Linked DNA regions of Homo sapiens: region 1 is linked to region 2. A link is a loop called in an ENCODE intact Hi-C map of the cell type or tissue named here. Cell type or tissue: PC-9. All regions are shown on one strand. Links, peaks and the distances in the headings refer to the core of each region. The heading gives the core; the rest is flanking DNA.

What was found. Hi-C counts contacts between places; a loop is a spot of excess contacts. Peaks named below come from ENCODE experiments on the same cell type or tissue, not always from the same donor. Only the 100,000 strongest peaks of a DNase experiment are listed, where the experiment ranks them.
Region 1: a loop joins it to region 2, with 6 times the contacts of the local background. A loop is called at or near these places in 7 of 110 quality-filtered maps.

The regions. Positions count from the first base shown.
Region 1 is chr17:4,884,312-4,893,524 of GRCh38, forward strand. MINK1 (misshapen like kinase 1) reads left to right here. Exons shown (of 32, transcript NM_153827.5): 5 at 52-162; 6 at 601-691; 7 at 1,172-1,302; 8 at 1,600-1,654; 9 at 1,809-1,887; 10 at 2,140-2,315; 11 at 2,799-2,868; 12 at 3,269-3,479; 13 at 5,336-5,452; 14 at 6,206-6,424; 15 at 6,640-6,813; 16 at 7,145-7,405; 17 at 7,838-7,923; 18 at 8,091-8,201; 3 more. Among named protein-coding and RNA genes, the nearest start is that of C17orf107, 11 kb to the right of the region's middle. In PC-9, for the core only: CTCF peaks have their summits at 4,932 (motif pointing left) and 5,132; a DNase peak (open chromatin) is centred at 4,940.
Region 2 is chr17:4,634,734-4,643,817 of GRCh38, forward strand. ALOX15 (arachidonate 15-lipoxygenase) reads right to left here and starts at 6,945. Exons shown (of 14, transcript NM_001140.5): 1 at 6,784-6,945; 2 at 4,697-4,898; 3 at 4,318-4,399; 4 at 4,117-4,239; 5 at 3,848-3,951; 6 at 3,484-3,644; 7 at 2,382-2,525; 8 at 1,026-1,235. The coding sequence starts at 6,918. RefSeq lists an enhancer at 3,189-4,388. In PC-9, for the core only: no CTCF peak of the experiment used is centred there; a DNase peak (open chromatin) is centred at 4,238; H3K4me3 peaks cover 864 bases; H3K27me3 peaks cover 903 bases.

The sequences.
Region 1 (9,213 bases), core at 1,116-9,115, 250 kb after region 2:
AGGGCTTGTCTGACTGATACTTTTCCTTTCGGTACCTTCCTGGGATCCTAGCTGGTGATGGAGTTCTGTGGTGCTGGTTCAGTGACTGACCTGGTAAAGAACACAAAAGGCAACGCCCTGAAGGAGGACTGTATCGCCTATATCTGCAGGGAGATCCTCAGGGTGAGCTCAAGGCCCCTCCCCTTGTCTTCTCCTCCGCTACCCTGGCTGGAGTTTCTCCATGAGCAAAGATCCTCCCTGCGCTGGGAGGAGACATCACTGCCCTCTTTAGGGAGCAGCAGGCCTGATGCGGGTGGGATGTGGAAGCAGGGTCCACACCTTGGGAAGTCTCAGGCTGTTGGAGGAGACAAGCTCCTGTTTCCAAGCTCTGCCGCTTCTCCACCTGTAACCCTGCAACTGCTGGGAATTCACCTGGAGCCACCTCTCTGAGGAAGCTCTCCAGGACAGCTCAGCTTGCTTGGGCTCCTGGTGGAGAAGGTCTGCTCCTTCAGCCCAGCCCTGTCCAGACTGACTGCTCCTTGTCCCCTCAACTCACTCCCCACTTACTCTTTCCTACCCCATCCAACACCATGGCTAATTTTCCCTGCTCTCCTGTCCCAGGGTCTGGCCCATCTCCATGCCCACAAGGTGATCCATCGAGACATCAAGGGGCAGAATGTGCTGCTGACAGAGAATGCTGAGGTCAAGCTAGGTGCGCCGGCTCCTTCTGAGGCTGACGAGGACCTTTCACCTCCAGAACAGAGAATGAGGGGCCCCTTTTTCTCTCTGGTGGCTCAGGCCCAACTCCCTTCCTACTGGGGAGGCTCACTCCCTCCCCTTTCCCCTCTCCCCCTGGAATGCCCTGCCTCCTGCTGAAAATCCCTCAGGAAGCTCTTCACCTGTCACCTGTTACGGGCCAGGTGCTCTGCAGGTTGCTCTGGGGAGATGGGATCTGATGGCCCTCCTGCCTGGGATGCTGTCCGTGATCCTTTTACCTGGGTTTTTCTCTAAGATGCTGGAAGATGGAATCGGGTTCTTCAGGATGGTGGTGGGGTAAAGGAGGGTGCTGGGGTGTCTGGGTCGGGCCAGGACCACAGCTGGCTCAGGCAAGTCCTGTGTGTGCACGCAGGGATGTGAGGCAAGGGAGCAGAGGTGACTCCCCACACTGACCCCTCCCTCTGTGTCTTCACAGTGGATTTTGGGGTGAGTGCTCAGCTGGACCGCACCGTGGGCAGACGGAACACTTTCATTGGGACTCCCTACTGGATGGCTCCAGAGGTCATCGCCTGTGATGAGAACCCTGATGCCACCTATGATTACAGGGTATGGAGTGGAAAGTTGGGAGCATGGGGGCTGCCAAGGGCGGGAAGCAATATGGGGACCACGGGGCCTGAGCAGGCTGGGGAACAGAGGAAGGTCAGATGATGTTAGCAGTGAGGGGCTGGGGAACATCTTACGGCAAGGCAAGTGTGGGTGGGAAGATGGGATGGGTTGGAAGGCACTGCTGCAGGAATGGGTGTGGCCCAGGAAGGCTCCTGAGAGGCCAGGATGGTGGGTGAAGAGAGGTTGCAGGGCAGAGTTGTCAGGAATATTCACTTGTTCCTTCTTTCCCGTCTATAGAGTGATATTTGGTCTCTAGGAATCACAGCCATCGAGATGGCAGAGGGAGCCCCCCGTAAGTTCTGAGTCTGCCGGGAGTGGGAGGGGAGGGAAAGGAAGGGCCCAGAGAGTGGCTGTAGGGAGGAGGTGGGTCCTGGGACCCTGCCGAGGAAGGGTCCTGTAGCTCCCAGTGCAGTGAAAGGGACTGAGGGTGTCTCCTCTGTGTCCAGCTCTGTGTGACATGCACCCCATGCGAGCCCTCTTCCTCATTCCTCGGAACCCTCCGCCCAGGCTCAAGTCCAAGAAGTGGTAGGTCTCTGAGAGTGTGGGCTCTGGGAAGGAAGGTCCCTGGACAAGGCCATCCCCACCTTCATGCCCTCTGTGCTCAGGCTTGGATCTCACCAGAGAAGAGATTCTGGGGGGCAGAGGGCGGTGACTGGTGTTGGGATATGAAGACAGGAGGGACGTCAAGGTGGCTTGTGGATGAATGATCCACCCTCTTCCTCCTGCACCCATCCCTTCTGAGGGGACCCTCCCAGTGTGAGCCACCACTGTTTCCAGGTCTAAGAAGTTCATTGACTTCATTGACACATGTCTCATCAAGACTTACCTGAGCCGCCCACCCACGGAGCAGCTACTGAAGTTTCCCTTCATCCGGGACCAGCCCACGGAGCGGCAGGTCCGCATCCAGCTTAAGGACCACATTGACCGATCCCGGAAGAAGCGGGGTGAGAAAGGTCAGTGGGCAGGCTGGAGGGGGCAGGTACTAGGGGACACTCCAGCCTGGCTCCTCTCTGCCAGCCCTGCTCGCTCCTGGCACCCCTTCCTGCTCCCCTCCTTGGCCCCAGCTCTCCCTGTCCAAGGAGATCGTTCTCAAACTTGCAACCCCCAAGGGGTTTTCCCTCCTTTCCCTCCCAGTCTGAATCAGCCTTCCAAAGGAGGACCGGCCTTTCGCATCCTTACAAAAACTCCATGCTAAGCACATGTGTGTGCGAGCACAAGCACAGGCTCTGCCACACCTCAGCTGCCCTGGGACCCAGTCCCGGTCCTGTCCAGGCCCACACCTGAGACCCGCTGTCCTCCCATTGCCCCCAGGAAGTGGGTGGGGCCCCTCATGCTTGCCCAGCCAGAGAGACCTGGTTATCCCCACCCAAGGTTTCCCTAGCCCACGGCGGGTCTGGGGCGCTGGGTGAGATAACTGCAGTGGCCTCCCCCTGCAGAGGAGACAGAATATGAGTACAGCGGCAGCGAGGAGGAAGATGACAGCCATGGAGAGGAAGGAGAGCCAAGGTAGGCCTGGCAGGTGGAGTGGGGGTTGGGGCGGTCATCGCTGAGTGGGGGGACTACAGTGGTGCTTGGCTTTGGGGACTCTCAGCCTGGGGGTGGTGGGCACAGAGAGGTAGAGACTCCTGGAAACCAAATTTCTGAGTGCTAAGAAGTGGAACCAATGACTGAGCAAGAGCTGGGGAGAGAGCAATTTGTGGTGAATGTGGGGCGCAGCAGTAATAGGAAAGGAGGACAGGACTGAAGACTGGGCAGAAGGGGACGGTAAGTCTCCTGGCCACCTGGGAGTGGCCAGAGGCAGAGGCTTTGATCCAGTTAAAGCACCCACTCAGGCGGGCCCACGGGGTTGAGAGTGGGAACCAACAGGGTTCTGACCCCAGTGCTTCTTTGTGCCACCCCTGCCCAGCTCCATCATGAACGTGCCTGGAGAGTCGACTCTACGCCGGGAGTTTCTCCGGCTCCAGCAGGAAAATAAGAGCAACTCAGAGGCTTTAAAACAGCAGCAGCAGCTGCAGCAGCAGCAGCAGCGAGACCCCGAGGCACACATCAAACACCTGCTGCACCAGCGGCAGCGGCGCATAGAGGAGCAGAAGGAGGAGCGGCGCCGCGTGGAGGAGGTGGGCTGTCTCCGAAGGGCCCAGGCCTGGCGCGGCCTCCTCCTGACCTGCCCCGGGTCCATTAGGGCCTTGGAGAACAGGTTTTAAAATGCCTTAAATGAATGGCATTTCTGTTGAAACAATTATATGATTTCAAATTTCATGATGAGCTGGACTTAACACAAAATGTAATCCCATCACTTTGGGAGGCTGAGGTGGGTAGATCACCTGAGGTCAGGAGTTTGAGACCAGCCTGGCCAACATGGTGAAACCCCATCTCTACTAATAATACAAAAATTAGCCAGGTGTGGTGGCGCATGCCTGTAATCCCAGCTACTCCGGAGGCTGAGGCAGGAGAATTGCTTGAACCCGGGAGGCGGAGGTTGCAGTGAGCAGAGATCACACCACTGCACTCCAGCCTGGGTGACAGAGCAAGACTCCGTCTCTAATAATAATAAGCAATAACCCGCAGCACCCACACTGTCCACCTGCTACCTCCAAAGTAGGCCCTCTCATTGTTGAACAAAAAATAATTTGCAAGAAAACCTGCTACAGAAGAGCCTTGTGCAGTTTTGAAAATATAGGCCAGGTGAGGTGGCTCACGCCTGTAATCCCAGCACTTTGGGAGTCGGAGGATGGGGGCGGATCGTGAGATCAGGAGTTCGAGACCAGCCTGTCTAATATGGTGAAACCCCATCTCTACTAAAAATACACAAATTAGCCAGGCGTGGTGGTGCACGCGCCTATAGTTCCAGCTACTTAGGAGGCTGAGGCAGGAGAATCGCTTGAACCTGGGAGGTGGAAGTTGTAGTGAGCTGAGATCACGCCACTGGCCTGGGGAACAGAGCAAGACTCCGTCTCCAAAAAATAAAAAAATAAAATAAATATAGCGTTCAGATAGTATAGTAACAAAGTCCTATCTTTTTTTTTTTTTTTTTTTTGAGATGGAGTTTTGCTCTTGTTGCCCAGGGTGACGAGTGCAGTGGCGCACTCTAGGCTCACCGCAAAACCTCCGTCTCCCAGGTTCAAGTGATTCTCCTGCCTCAGCCTCCTGAGGAGCTGGGATTACAGGAATGCGCCACCACGCCCGGCTAATTTTGTATTTTTTTCAGTAGAGACAGGGTTTCTGCATGTTGGTCAGGCTGGTCTCGAACTCCCGACCTCAGGTGATCCACCTGCCTCGGCCTCCCAAAGTGCTGGGATTACAGGTGTGAGCCACCGCGCCCAGCCACAGAGTCCTATCTAACAAGGTGTTACCTGGAGAAGGCCTGCTGGCAACTTCATTGCAGAAGTAGGCACAAGTTCCCTCAAGTGTAAGGGTCCCTCAGGGTTTGTGCTTTTGTTGGTGGTGGTGGTGGTAGACTTCGTGAAAGCCACCACAGAAATACCGTGAAAGTAAAGTACCACCTGGGCACTGGTGCTTGTCAAGGAGTGGGCCAGGTCCCTCTTTTCTGTGCTTTCTGTGCACGGGCACCTGGTGCCCTCTTGTGGCCAAAGGCTATCACTACGACCCGCTCTATATGGACTTCAGGCAAAGGTCGATTTTAGGCTAGGAGTGCTGGGGAGGCTTGTTTTGAGTTCGGCTTTGGTTTGTTGTTTGGTGGGGTGTGGGGAGTGGAAGGTGTTGTCTAGCTAAGCCCACCCCACAGGCAGCAGTCAGTCTCACAGCCTCTCTCGTCACAGCTACCGGCTGTTTACCCGAGCCCAGCCCCGCGGGCCCTTGGGTGGGGATGGGTATAGTTGCAGAAACAAGCGGAAGCCGGTCTCTCTTACCACCCTCCGTGGTGAGCAAGGAGGGCTCCCCTCCCTGTCCATGGAGGGGCAGTGCTGACGCGATGTCCGGTATGGTTCTTAAGACCACCTGGCTCTCCCCACAGCAACAGCGGCGGGAGCGGGAGCAGCGGAAGCTGCAGGAGAAGGAGCAGCAGCGGCGGCTGGAGGACATGCAGGCTCTGCGGCGGGAGGAGGAGCGGCGGCAGGCGGAGCGCGAGCAGGTAGAGCGCCGCACCCGCATCCCTGCCCTCCCGCCCTCCCGCTCCTGCTGCCTGCCGCCCCTGCTCCCCGTGCCCTTCCCCCTTCTCTCCCCCACCCCCAGATTCCTCCTATCTTTTCTAGCTTCACTCTTTCTCTCTGTTTTCTCCCACCCTTCAACCCCAACCCTGACCCCCTCCCTCTTCCTTCCCTGCCTCATTCCCATCTCTTTACCCCATCCCTGACTCCCCGACCCCTTCCTCATCCCCCCTCATTCCCTGTGCCCTCTTCTTCCCCATCTGTGCCGCATGGCCCCCTGGGGCTCATGTCATCCCCTCCCCTACCTCTCTCTTACTCTTCCCCTGCACCCCCTCATTCTCCTGCGGATCCCTTCCTCCTTCTCCAACTCGCTGCTGCTGCCCTCCTCTGCCTCTTCCTCCTTCCCTGCCCTCTGCCCCCCACCCCACACCCCGTCCCCCAGGAATATATTCGTCACAGGCTAGAGGAGGAGCAGCGACAGCTCGAGATCCTTCAGCAACAGCTGCTCCAGGAACAGGCCCTGCTGCTGGTAACGGGTCCCTCAGCGTCCTCTGGGAAGATGCTTTTCAGAGCTTCTTTGCTGGAACGGGATGGGAACACTTCAAGGGAAGGGATTCACCCAGGACATCAAGGGAATACATCTCCTCTCTAGGCAGTTGGAGAAAAGAGAGGGCATGCCTGCTCTAACTCCCAGGGCCACACCCTGCTGAGCCCTCTCTCCCTACCCTTGGGCCCAGGAATACAAGCGGAAGCAGCTGGAGGAGCAGCGGCAGTCAGAACGTCTCCAGAGGCAGCTGCAGCAGGAGCATGCCTACCTCAAGTCCCTGCAGCAGCAGCAACAGCAGCAGCAGCTTCAGAAACAGCAGCAGCAGCAGCTCCTGCCTGGGGACAGGAAGCCCCTGTACCATTATGGTCGGGGCATGAATCCCGCTGACAAACCAGCCTGGGCCCGAGAGGTACTCACTGCCTCCTTTGCCTCCTGAGACTGCAGTCCCACTGCCTGAGGCCTGGAGAGCCACAAGAAGTAGTAGTTCACAGTAGCAGGCACCAAGTAGGGGAAAGGAGCACACAGCACAGAGCATAGGGCGGGAGTAGTTAGGGCAGGTGGGACCCTCAGTTTTGAGAACAGGGAGGCAAGAGCTGGCCTGCTTGACATCCCTTCACATCACAGGTAGAAGAGAGAACAAGGATGAACAAGCAGCAGAACTCTCCCTTGGCCAAGAGCAAGCCAGGCAGCACGGGGCCTGAGCCCCCCATCCCCCAGGCCTCCCCAGGGCCCCCAGGACCCCTTTCCCAGACTCCTCCTATGCAGAGGCCGGTGGAGCCCCAGGAGGGACCGCACAAGGTGAGTCTCTCCCCACCCCTGTCTTAATGAAGACACAGGGAGCTTTGTTCAGAGCACAGGTACACACACACGCGCGCACACACACACACACACACACACACCTGCTCAGCCGTGAGCCAGGATTACAGAGCACAGGCTTTGTGGACAGACTCACTCACCTGCTTCTTGCTGCCTGTGTCTGTCCTGACTTAGCTGTCATCAGGCTCAAGGAACCCCTTGTCCTTCAATGGAGGAAGGGGCAGCTAAAGTCCTTTCCCACCCCAGACCCCAATTCGCAGGTGGGGATGTGCCATGGAGCAGGCAGCCCACCCTCCCTGGTCTCTCCCTGCAGAGCCTGGTGGCACACCGGGTCCCACTGAAGCCATATGCAGCACCTGTACCCCGATCCCAGTCCCTGCAGGACCAGCCCACCCGAAACCTGGCTGCCTTCCCAGCCTCCCATGACCCCGACCCTGCCATCCCCGCACCCACTGCCACGCCCAGTGCCCGAGGAGCTGTCATCCGCCAGAATTCAGACCCCACCTCTGAAGGACCTGGCCCCAGCCCGAATCCCCCAGCCTGGGTCCGCCCAGATAACGAGGCCCCACCCAAGGTAAGGACAGTTCTGCAGGCCCAGGGAAAAGCAGAGAGCTAGTCATGAAGAGAAGGAGGGCAGTGAAGGGGCAGGCCACATGGAGGAAGAGTGCAGGGCGGGAAGCGAGAGAAAGCCAGGGCGCTGCCCTGCCGGGGTCAGCCGTCCAGCTGAGGACGCGACGTGGAGGGGTGGCATCGATCCCTGTGGGGAGCGTGGGAACGGAGAAACGCCCAGGGTGTTTTGGGAGCGCTAAGGGGCAGACTTTGCCAGTTAGAACCGCAGCTCCACCATCATCCGGCTTCATAACCCTGGACGTATTCACTAACTCCCCTGAACCTCAGTTTTCTCATCCATCAAAGTGGGGGAGCTCACCTCTCAGAGGTGAGGCTTAAACATCTGAGAAGTGCCTGTCGCAGCGCCAGCTCGCAGCACGTGGACTTCTCTCCACAGGTGCCTCAGAGGACCTCATCTATCGCCACTGCCCTTAACACCAGTGGGGCCGGAGGGTCCCGGCCAGCCCAGGCAGTCCGTGCCAGGTAATGCCTGGGTAGGGCAACGCCTGGGTGAGGTCTGAGGGCAGCCTAGGGAGTAGGGGGGGCACAGGGACTTTACCAGCCTACCCGCCTGGGGGTGGGAAAGCCCCAGCCCCATCACCTCAGCGCCCCCCCGCCGCCCCCTCGGCACCCCTGTGCTCCCTTCACAGACCTCGCAGCAACTCCGCCTGGCAAATCTATCTGCAAAGGCGGGCAGAGCGGGGCACCCCAAAGCCTCCAGGGCCCCCTGCTCAGCCCCCTGGCCCGCCCAACGCCTCTAGGTAATAGAGTTGTCCCCCAACTCACTCTCACCTCTCACTTCTGCCACCCGCTTCCCTGGTGATGGCTCCCTCTGCAGTGCAGCTCAGCACCCCAGAGAAGGGAGCACCGTGCCTCCCTGACCCTGACTCTGCCCCCCCAACAGTAACCCCGACCTCAGGAGGAGCGACCCTGGCTGGGAACGCTCGGACAGCGTCCTTCCAGCCTCTCACGGGCACCTCCCCCAGGCTGGCTCACTGGAGCGGAACCGCGTGGGAGGTATGTGAGCCAGGGCTGGGCAGCCTGCTCTGGGCCTGGGGGCTTATCACCATGGACCCTGCCTTTGGTGGCTTTGGACTGGGGCACCCACACGGACAGGGAGGACCTGTGTGGGTATGGAACTTGGGGCTGAGTTCTGGGGCTCAGGGTGTGGGCTTGAGGCCATCCCTTGTTCAGGCATCAGTGACCTTCTTCCACCCTGCCGTCCAGTCTCCTCCAAACCGGACAGCTCCCCTGTGCTCTCCCCTGGGAATAAAGCCAAGCCCGACGACCACCGCTCACGGCCAGGCCGGCCCGCAGTGAGTCACCTGGTGGCAGGCATGGCCTGCCTCATCCTGGTTTGGGGCTTAGCCTCAGGGTGCTGGGTGTCAGGGGTGGGGTCTCCGCTGATCTACCGAGAAGGGCTGTGGGGATGGAGGGACTGGTGCTTCTCATGGTGCTAACCTTTCCTAACCTCTCTCCTAACCTCTCTCCTAACCTCTCTTCTGGCTCTTTCTTCCCCTGCGGCCCCTCCCAGAGCTATAAGCGAGCAATTGGTGAGGTTAGTGAGATGGGCCTGCTTGTGGGAGCCCCTCCTGTCGCCCTGCTGGGGTGTCCCGGCACCCTTTGTCTACCTCCACCCAGGCCCAGCTTCTCCCTGCCCCTCACGTGGCTCCTCCCTGCAGGACTTTGTGTTGCTGAAAGAGCGGACTCTGGACGAGGCCCCTCGGCCTCCCAAGAAGGCCATGGACTACTCGTCGTCCAGCGAGGAGGTGG
Region 2 (9,084 bases), core at 1-8,000:
TTTGGGAGGCCGAGGTGGGCGGATCACCTGAGGTCAGGAGTTTCAGACCAGCCTGACCAACATGGCAAAACCTCATCTCTACTAAAAATACAAAAATTAGCCAGGCATGGTGGCAGGCACCTGAATCCCAGCTACTCGGGAGGCTGAAGCAGGAGAATTGCTTGAACCCAGGAGGCAGAGGTTGCAGTGAGCCAAGATCGTGACACTGCACTCCAGCCTGGGCAGCAATAATAATAATAATAATAATAATATTTTTCACACACATTTTCCAACCATCTTCATCCCTTGGGGGACATTGTGCCCCCACTGAGAATGGATGTTCTAACCACTGCCTCCCTCCAGAGCCTGGTCTCCTCCCTCTCTCCTTCATCCATTACACTAGGCTTCTTTCAGTTCTTTAAAGAAGACAAACTTGGACCAGGCACAGTGACTCACGCCTGTAATCCCAGCACTTTGGGAGACCTAGACAAGCAGATCATCTGAGGTCAGGCATTCGAGACCAGCCTGGCCAACATGGTGAAATCCTGTCTCTATTAAAAATACAAAAAAAATTAGCCAGGCCTGGTGGTGCGCGACTGTAATCCCAGCTACTGGGGAGGCTGAAGTGGGAGAATTGCTTAAACCCAGGAGGCAGAGGTTGCAGTGAGCCGAGATCGCATCACTGCACTCCAGTCTGGGCAAAGGGAGACTCCATCTCAAAAAAAAAAAAAAAATCAATGTCTGGAAAAGATCTTTTTAACGTTATTTCACGGGTTCCTCTTGTTGGATGGAATCCTTGGTCATTTGCATGTACTGTGCTTTACATATAAAAAGAGTAAGATTATTTTCGCCACTTTCCCAGGTGGGAGGTGCTATCCCCTTTGAAAATGCATGGCCAGCCCTGCTCATTCTCTGTTGCTCTCACATTGTCCATTCATTGTTTCTCTCTGTACCCCGAGACCCCACAGAGAGGGAGCCTCCAGAGGTCGGAACGTGCCCTGGGGCAGAGATAGTGGCAGGCAAGAGAGAAGGGGATAAGGAGTTACCTTGAAGATAGGATGTATCGACGGCAGGCACCTCATGGTGGCCACAACAATGACCTCAGCCATCAAGTGTCCCCTCAGAAGATGAGACTGCAGCTCATGGAGCTGGAAGTCAGAGCTGCGCACCCAGCATTTGGCCAGAAGCCAGGCCATTGGGGGATCCGTAGGCAAGAAAAGGGGAGGTGGTGGGGATCCTGTGCGGGGCAGCTGGAGCTGGAGCAGGGACAAGTGTGGGGAGAGAAGGCATGAGTGCCAGGCACTCAGCGATTCCCGCCCCCCTTGCATGTTAACCTCACCCTTCGTCCTCCAAACCTGTTCTGCTTTCCCCATCTCACTCCTGCCGCTCCCTACGGCTCCCGTTTCCTCCCCTCCCCTTCCTGCCCGCTCAGTGCATTAGCACCCTGCAAGCTGCTTTGCCTCCAGCATTCTGCAGAAACTGCTCTTCTGGTGCCTCCTCCAGCCTCCACTTCCCCTTTCAGTTCCCACAGTGTGGACAAGATTCAAACCACCTGCTTCCTCCATCCCACACTGTTTTTTGAAAACTCATCTTTTGGCCCCACCTCTACACAAATGACTGAATCTCTTGTTCTCAGCTGCCTGCTGGATAATTTAAGTGTCTTCCCGTTACCTCAACATTGGCCAGACAAAAATCCACCTGGGCACCCTGTTCTCTTTATCGGTGCTATTTCTGCAGGCAACTGGCCTGGCTCCCCTTTCCCCTCTCCTTGATCTCCCTCTGCACTCGCATCCACCTGTCCTCTCCATCCTGATGGTCACTACCCACATCCGAGCTCCCCTCCTCCTGGGGTCAGTGCTGGGGCATGTTGCCCCAGTCCCTATTTCTAGCATCTCCCCTCTCCAACCCACCCTAAACACCACTGCCCACACCGCGTGCCCACAGCACGTTTCATCACGGCCTTCTCCAGCTTCCCACCTCATACTCCTTAGCCTGGCTTAGTCTGGCTTCTGGTCCAACTGTCCCCTAGGAATTGCCTGACTCCTCTACCTCAGCCTCTGCCCAGTCTGTCTTGCCCCTGAGGACCGGTCCTTCCTCTCCCTCCTGCTTGTCTGAGACCTGGCCCTCCTCCAAAGCTCGTGACACCCCACCTCCCCAATCCCTCCTGGGCTGTCTCTGTCCTCAGGGACTTCCTCAGTCCTGGAGCTTCTGCAGACTGGCCCAGTCTGTCTCTCCAGCTACACTGCAAGGCCTTCGAATAGAGACTTGGCGCATTTCCTCCTTTCGCGTCTCCCAGGTGCCTTAGCCCAGTGCCTTTGCAGATGGTGCTCAGTAAATTTTGATAAGGGGCTGAGCTTTCTCAAAAGCCAGAGACTGGGAGCAGAAATCCTGAGTCCTCTCACCTGGATGACCATGGGCAAGAGTTTCCCATCAGGCTGCAATTTCAGCATGACTAGAGGGGCAGCCAGGTGCTGCTGGCTACAGAGAATGACGTTGGCCTTGATCCCATCCAGCAGGGAGAAGTCAGCTTCGAACAGTGTGCCTCCCTGGGTGGGGGAAGAGGTCAAGGGCTGCTATCAACATAAAGCATCTTCTTCCTACTCGGATTCCTCCAAGGGGGAAGAGAGTGGAGCTAACTCGTCTCCATCATCTACTTTATACCAGGTAATGGATCATGTGCTTACTTCCTCATATCATTTTTTTTTTTAATCAGGGTCTTACCGTGCTGCCCAGGCTGGAGTGCGTGGCAGGATCACCACGGCTCACTGCAGCCTTGACTTCCTTGGGCCCAGGTGATCCTCCCACCTCAGCCTCCCAAGTAGCTGGGACTACAGGTGCATGCCACTACACCAAAGATTACAGGTGATAATTTTTGTACTTTTGTAGAGACAGGGTTTCACCACGTTGCCTAGGCTGGTCTCCAACTCCTGGGCTCAGGTGATCCTCCTGCAGCCTCCCAAAGTGCTGGGATTACAGGTGTGAGTCACTGTGCTCAGCCTTATAATTTTTATACCTAGTTGAATGAGCCTCAATTTTACAGAAGAGGAAACAGATAATCAGAGAGGTTGGGTATTTTGCCTGAGGTCACACAGCTTACAAATAGCAGAACCAGGATTCACATCCAAGCCTATCTGCCCTTAATCCCATGAATTTCCTCTCTGTTGTTCCATATCGCCTCCTGATGAACAGCCACAGCACTCTGATCCTGACTCTCTTACTCTGCACACTCCCCGAATCCCTAGCACCAGGGGCCAGTCACATTTCTTCATTTGACCTTGTTTCTATCAACCATTCCATCTTGCACGCCCTCCCTCCGCAGCTACTCTCGTGTAGGAAGGAGGCCGAGCAGCTGAGCTTCTCCAGGGTCCCTCAGGACCTCTCCTGCAGAATCCGTCCTTGCTGGCTGGCAGCAAGCCAGGCCCACAGTGGGTCCCGCAGCAGCATCATTGGCACTAGGCCACCCCACTTCACTGCTGAGCTTCCTCAGGGCTCTGATGTCCATACCTCCAGCTCCTTCTCCAGCTGGGCCTGCAGTTCCTCCATGCCTGGAGGGAACACTAGGCGAGCAGGAAGGTGAGCAGAGCGCCTCAGCACCACGGGGTTGGCGCCATTAAGAAACTGGTACCCAAATAAGGCATCTTCCTTCCAGGAGTCCCGCACGCGCTCTGGGGAAGGCAGTTGTTGAGCAAGTTGTGGGATCTGAGCTCTTGGTCCTTCCAACCCCACCAACCATGCCTCCTTGACTCCAGCCCACCAGAGGGACCCAAGTCTCTGGTCTCCCCACCCTGCTTCTTTCAATTCCCCTGGGTTGGGTGGGATCTGGGTGGGATCTGGGGGGTTGGGAGACATACTGGGGTGGGGGACTGACCAGCCAGCTTGCTCTGACCACACCAGAAAATCCGGTTGAAGTCATCTAGATCCTTCCAGCAAGTCAGAACATTTAGAGAGTCTTTGATAGCGAGGTCGGCCAGCCTTCAGGGCAGGATGGGGCAAAGGGTTTGAGCATCATTCTGAGGCTCTAACATGACGACCACAGGCACCGATCCTGGGCCAGTCCAATGCAGTGCAGCCCATAAGCCCCTTGGCTTCCACTAGACCAGGACACCTCCCTCTCACCCAGCCTCCCCTTGCTCTCACCCCTTGGCCAGCGAAACCTCAAAGTCAACTCTCTTGTCTTCCAGAAATCGCTCATCCACAGGGAGGTCATATAGTTTGGCCCCAGCCATATTCAGAATTAACCCGTCCTTCCAGTTTCCCCACCTGTGGGGCAGGAAGGAAATCAAGTATGGGTGCTGGAAGCATCAGCAGCTCACGTGGGGTCAGGGGAGGAGGGCTCACCGGTACAACTTCCTTCTCTCTTCCAGCTCTTCTTCCCGGTGTTTCTGGAACAGGCCCTGAGGGTCCTCGCCCACAGTGCGGCCTAGAAGGACAGAGGAGGACTTGGCCAGTGACTTTTGGTGAGCGCCTCTTCTTGTCTCTGCCAGGAGAGCCTCAGCACCCCGTCCTTCTGTGTGGCCTCTGCCCCTTCAGCATCACGCCCCTCCCCCAGGCTCCAGCCACTTTGTGCCAGCTGCAGCCACCGCCCCTTCGACACCCCCAAAGACCCCGGCGCTCCAGGTTCCAGCACCCCCATCCTGCGCCCTCTTCTCCACACGCGCATCCCCCCAGCTTCTCACACAGCCCAGAGGCCTCCTGACACCCTCAGCCCCGCGCTTACCGGTGCCTTCAGGCAGGCTCAGGACGCCGTTGCCCTCCACCCAGCGGTAACAAGGGAACCTGACCTCGTCCCCGGCTCCGGGGCCCTGCACAGAGATCCAGTTGCAGAACCAGGCGTCGTCCTTAAGGAGGTGCCGTTTGCGCAGTTTCACAAACAGCAGCGGCCCCAGATACTCCGGTACTTCCACCTTGAGTTCTGTCTCCTGCGGGCGACAGAAGAGGCTCAGCCCCGGTGGGGCCTGGCGGGAGGGGCACCCGGCTGAGCCCTGCTCCCTCCAGCGCCCACGCCCTTCCTCGGAGCCTCTGAGAGGAGGAGACGTATCGGGGTGCGGGGACTGAGCCAGAGAGAGAGGGACCGCGCCGAGCAGGTGGCCCCAGGACTCGGTTCTGAGGGGACGGGGACGGCAGGTGGGAAGGTGCGCTCCTGCCTTCACTTTCTCCTCCCTGTGGTCACTGACTGTGCCAAGCGCTGGGCTGAGCGCTGCCGCGCCCTGGACGAGCGCGCTGTGGAGCCCGGACGCGCTGGTGGCAATTCCCGCTGTGCGACCCCCCACCCCACCCCGCCCGAGGCTGAGGACCTGCAGGGGCCCCACCGGCCTGGGGACAACCTTCCCGGAGACCTGGAGGCGGAGAGGGCTCAGCCAGGGAGAGTGACAGAAAGGGAAGGCAGGGGAAAGGCGCGCAGAAAGAGAGCGGCGGGGAAGGGAGGGCGAGCAGCATCTTGGAGCTGGAGCTCAGAGCCCAGGTGTGGGGGGTCAGCAGGTCCGGAGGCTCTCGAAGGTGGCGCCAGGGGCTTTGGATTTGGTCCCGAGAACAAGCGGGAGCCGTTCGAATGTGTTAAGCAGGGGGAGTGAATTAGGGAGAAATCATTCCGGCTTCAGAAGGGCTTGGAAGGTCTGCAGCAGAGGTGGCGAGGCCGCTGGAGGTTTGAAATGGCTTTTAAAATAGAGAAACCGGGAGGACCGACGACCGCTCCGGCGACCGCAGTTTCCAGGCACCAGAGCTGTGTGGAATGAGGGGCGCTCAGGAGCATCCCCTTAATTCCAAGGAGATCGAGTAGCGGGAACATTTATTGAGCCTTTACTGTGTGTCACCAACTGCCCACCATAGGGAGGAAAAAAGGGAGGAGGGAGCGCGCCTTTCCACCTTCCGTGCCCCGTCCCCTCACCATGGAGTCGCGGGGCCACCTGCTCCGTGCGCATTTTCTCTCTTCCTGGCTCCCTTTGCCCCGCTTTCTCGGAAGCTCGGAGCAAGGGCGTGGAGTGCGGGGAGCAGGGCTCCGCAGGTTCAAGAGGACGCGGGCGGTCGGGGGCGGGACGGATATTGGGCAGGGACGCGGGAGATGCTCAGGGTCTAGAACTGACTGCGCCGGATTCTTGTTTAGAGGGAGGTGAAGAGAGGAAGGAGGCGCGGGTGACACCGGGGGAGGCAGGAGGAGAGGGCTGGGAGGTGGGGAGAGGGGAGGACCTCATCCGGGCATGTTGCTTTGACGTTCCCTGAGACAGACATCCGGATTTGGGGATCTGGGAGAGAGCTAGAGCAGTGATGGGAATTTGGGCTTTCGCGGAAGAAAAAAAGTTAACAGGACCGGGTAGAACACCCGGTAGATGTGACATGAGATATGACGGGAGGTGGGTCGGGAAATCGAGAGCGTTCTCCTGTCTTGACTCCCCATCCCTTCCCTCTCACCACCCACTCCACCCCAGGTGATAAAGCCTGAAAGGTAGAGATCCAACAGCGCTAGCGGTTGAAACGGTTTTTAAAATAGAGAAAGCGAGAGGACCGACGGCGGCTCCAGTGACTGCTGAGTTTCCAGACAAGGGAGCTTTGTGCAATGAGGGGCGCACAGGAGCATGCCCTCAATTCCAAGGAGATCGGGTAGCGGCAACATTTATTGAGCGCTTACTGTGTGCCACCGACTGCCCTAAAGCCCCCCACCCCCGTGGCCTCCGCGCGCTTTGAGCCCAATGCGCGGGCCCTTGGCAAAGAGAATCGGCCAGAGGCCAACGGGGGCGCATGTCCTCCCCGGTATTTGACTGACTCGGAGCCAGGGGCGCAGCCCACCCCGCCCGGCTCTGGGGAGCTCACCTTGCCCCGTGCGGGCCACAGTCGCTTCCCGAGCGCCGCCTCCCCGTGCTGGCCGACCAGCCACAGCTGCACCTGGTTGTTGGAACCGGCATAGAGCGAGGCCCCAGTGGACACGCGGATGCGGTAGAGACCCATCTTGCTCAAAGATGTTTCGCTCCTTCTGGTGGAGAAGGGTGGACGAGCTAAATAACCCAGCCTGAGACCCCGCCCTCTCGGAGGTCGCTTGGGGTCGGAATGTGGGTGGCAGGTCTCCAATCAACTCCGCCTACCGCTGGGGCCCCCAGCTCCAAGGAGCAGAGCTTCAAGGGGCAGAATTCAGCCCCAGTCCAAAAGGCGGTGTCCTGGCGAGAGCAGGGAGTGGAAACCACTATCTTGACGGGAGGGAGAAAAAGAAAAGGATTTGGACCGAAAACACGCAGGAAGAGGGAATCAACGCCTGGTACAGCAGGCAGGCGAGGTGGGGGTAGGAGTTATGCACGTGTGTACCACGGACTTTGGGCCAAGCCTGGGTGGCTGGGAAGCCAACCTCCATCTAAACGCACGCGTGCACACACACACACACGCAAGGACACGCGCGCGCACACACAAGCCTCACAAGTTGGATTGCAGGAGAGGGTGAAGTGGGCGAGGAGACCCAGTTTGCAGTGGCATTTGAGGAAGGTACATTCAGGCCACGGAATTCATTCGACCAGCTTTGCACACTTGCCTTCTCTGTGCCAGCCACTGGGACTCATTCCTTTTGAGCATAAAAGCCGCTGCCTCCCTGTTGCCTGCAGAATAAAAGTCCAAATGTTTCTGGCATTCAATGCCCTTGCTAACCTGACCTGCTCTCCTCACCTCTCATCCCACTGCACCCTGGCATCTCCTGTGCTGGAGCCATGTGTTCCCCGGAACCCCCCCTCCCCCCGCCGCCCCTGCTGTTCTCTCAAAGAACTCACTTCTGGGTTAGTCTGGTCATGCTTCTAAACCCTAATTCGTCTCCAGTTTCTTTTTGGGCTGGAGCCATGTGTTCCCCAGAACCCCACCTGCTGTTCTCTCAAAAGAACTTGCTCCTGGATTAGTCTATTCATCTATTCATGCTTCTAAACCCTAGTTCACCTCCGGTTTCTCAGGAAAGTCTTACCCGGTACTTTCACCCCCCACCACCCCACCAGAGTGAATTAGCTTTCCTTTTTTTTTTTTTTTTGAGATATAGAGTCTCACTCTGTCACCCTGGAATGCAGGGTGGAGTGCAATGGCACGATCTCGGCTCACGGCAACCTCTGCCTCCCGGGCTCAAGCAATTCTCTGCCTCAGCCTTCCGAGTAGCTGGGATTACAGGCGCCTGCCACCATGCCTGGATAATTTTTGTATTTTTAGTAGAGACGGGGTTTCTCCATGTTGGCCACGCTGGTCTTGAACTCCTGACCTTGTGATCCACCCACCTCAGTCTCCCAAAGTGCTGGAATTACAGGTGTGAGCCACGGCGCCCGGCCCAGCTTTCCTTTCTAACACTTTTCTCCTTGCGCACACTTCTACTGTTGCACAGTTAATACTGCAGTGTGAGCATTTGTATGTGTGTATCCCCCACTAATGTGAGCCCGTCCTAGGCAGGGACTACACACCCAGCAGGACTCTCACTTTTGTTTCCCCTGGAGACGGCACAGTGTCAGGGTTTGTGGGTGTCAATAAGTGTTTGCTGAAACACACTGAGCTGAAAAATTCATTATAAATGAATGCTTCCCTTGGGGGAGACAAAGGGAAACAAATTATCAGGCAATGTAAACAAAAGGGGAATACTAACATAAACTTCATGGCATGGATTACAATCAGCCTGGTAACACAAATGAAGTCCACGAAAATATGTCTGTGATGCATATTTTCTGGTTTGCTTGTTTTTTGTTTTTGGTGTTTTTTTTTTTAATGAGATGGAGTCTTGCTCTGTTGCCCGGGCTAGAGTACAGTGGTGTGATCTCGGCTCACTGCAACCTCCACCTGCCGGGTTCAAGCGATTCTCCTGCCTCAGCCTCCAGAGTAGCTGGGATTACAGGCACCCACCAACATGCCCGGCTACTTTTTGTATTTTCAGTCGAGATGGGGTTTCACCATGTTGGCCAGGCTGGTCTTGAACTCCTGACCTCAAGTGATCCACCTGCCTCGGCCTCCCCAAGTGCTGGGATTACAGCCATGAGCCATCATGTCCGGCCCTGCTTAATTGTTTACTGGGAAGTACATTCATGTGATTCAAAATTCAAAAGGTACAAAGTGATATTCACTAGTTTCTCCCTCCTCTTGGCCCCAAGCCACCCAGTTGCTCCACTC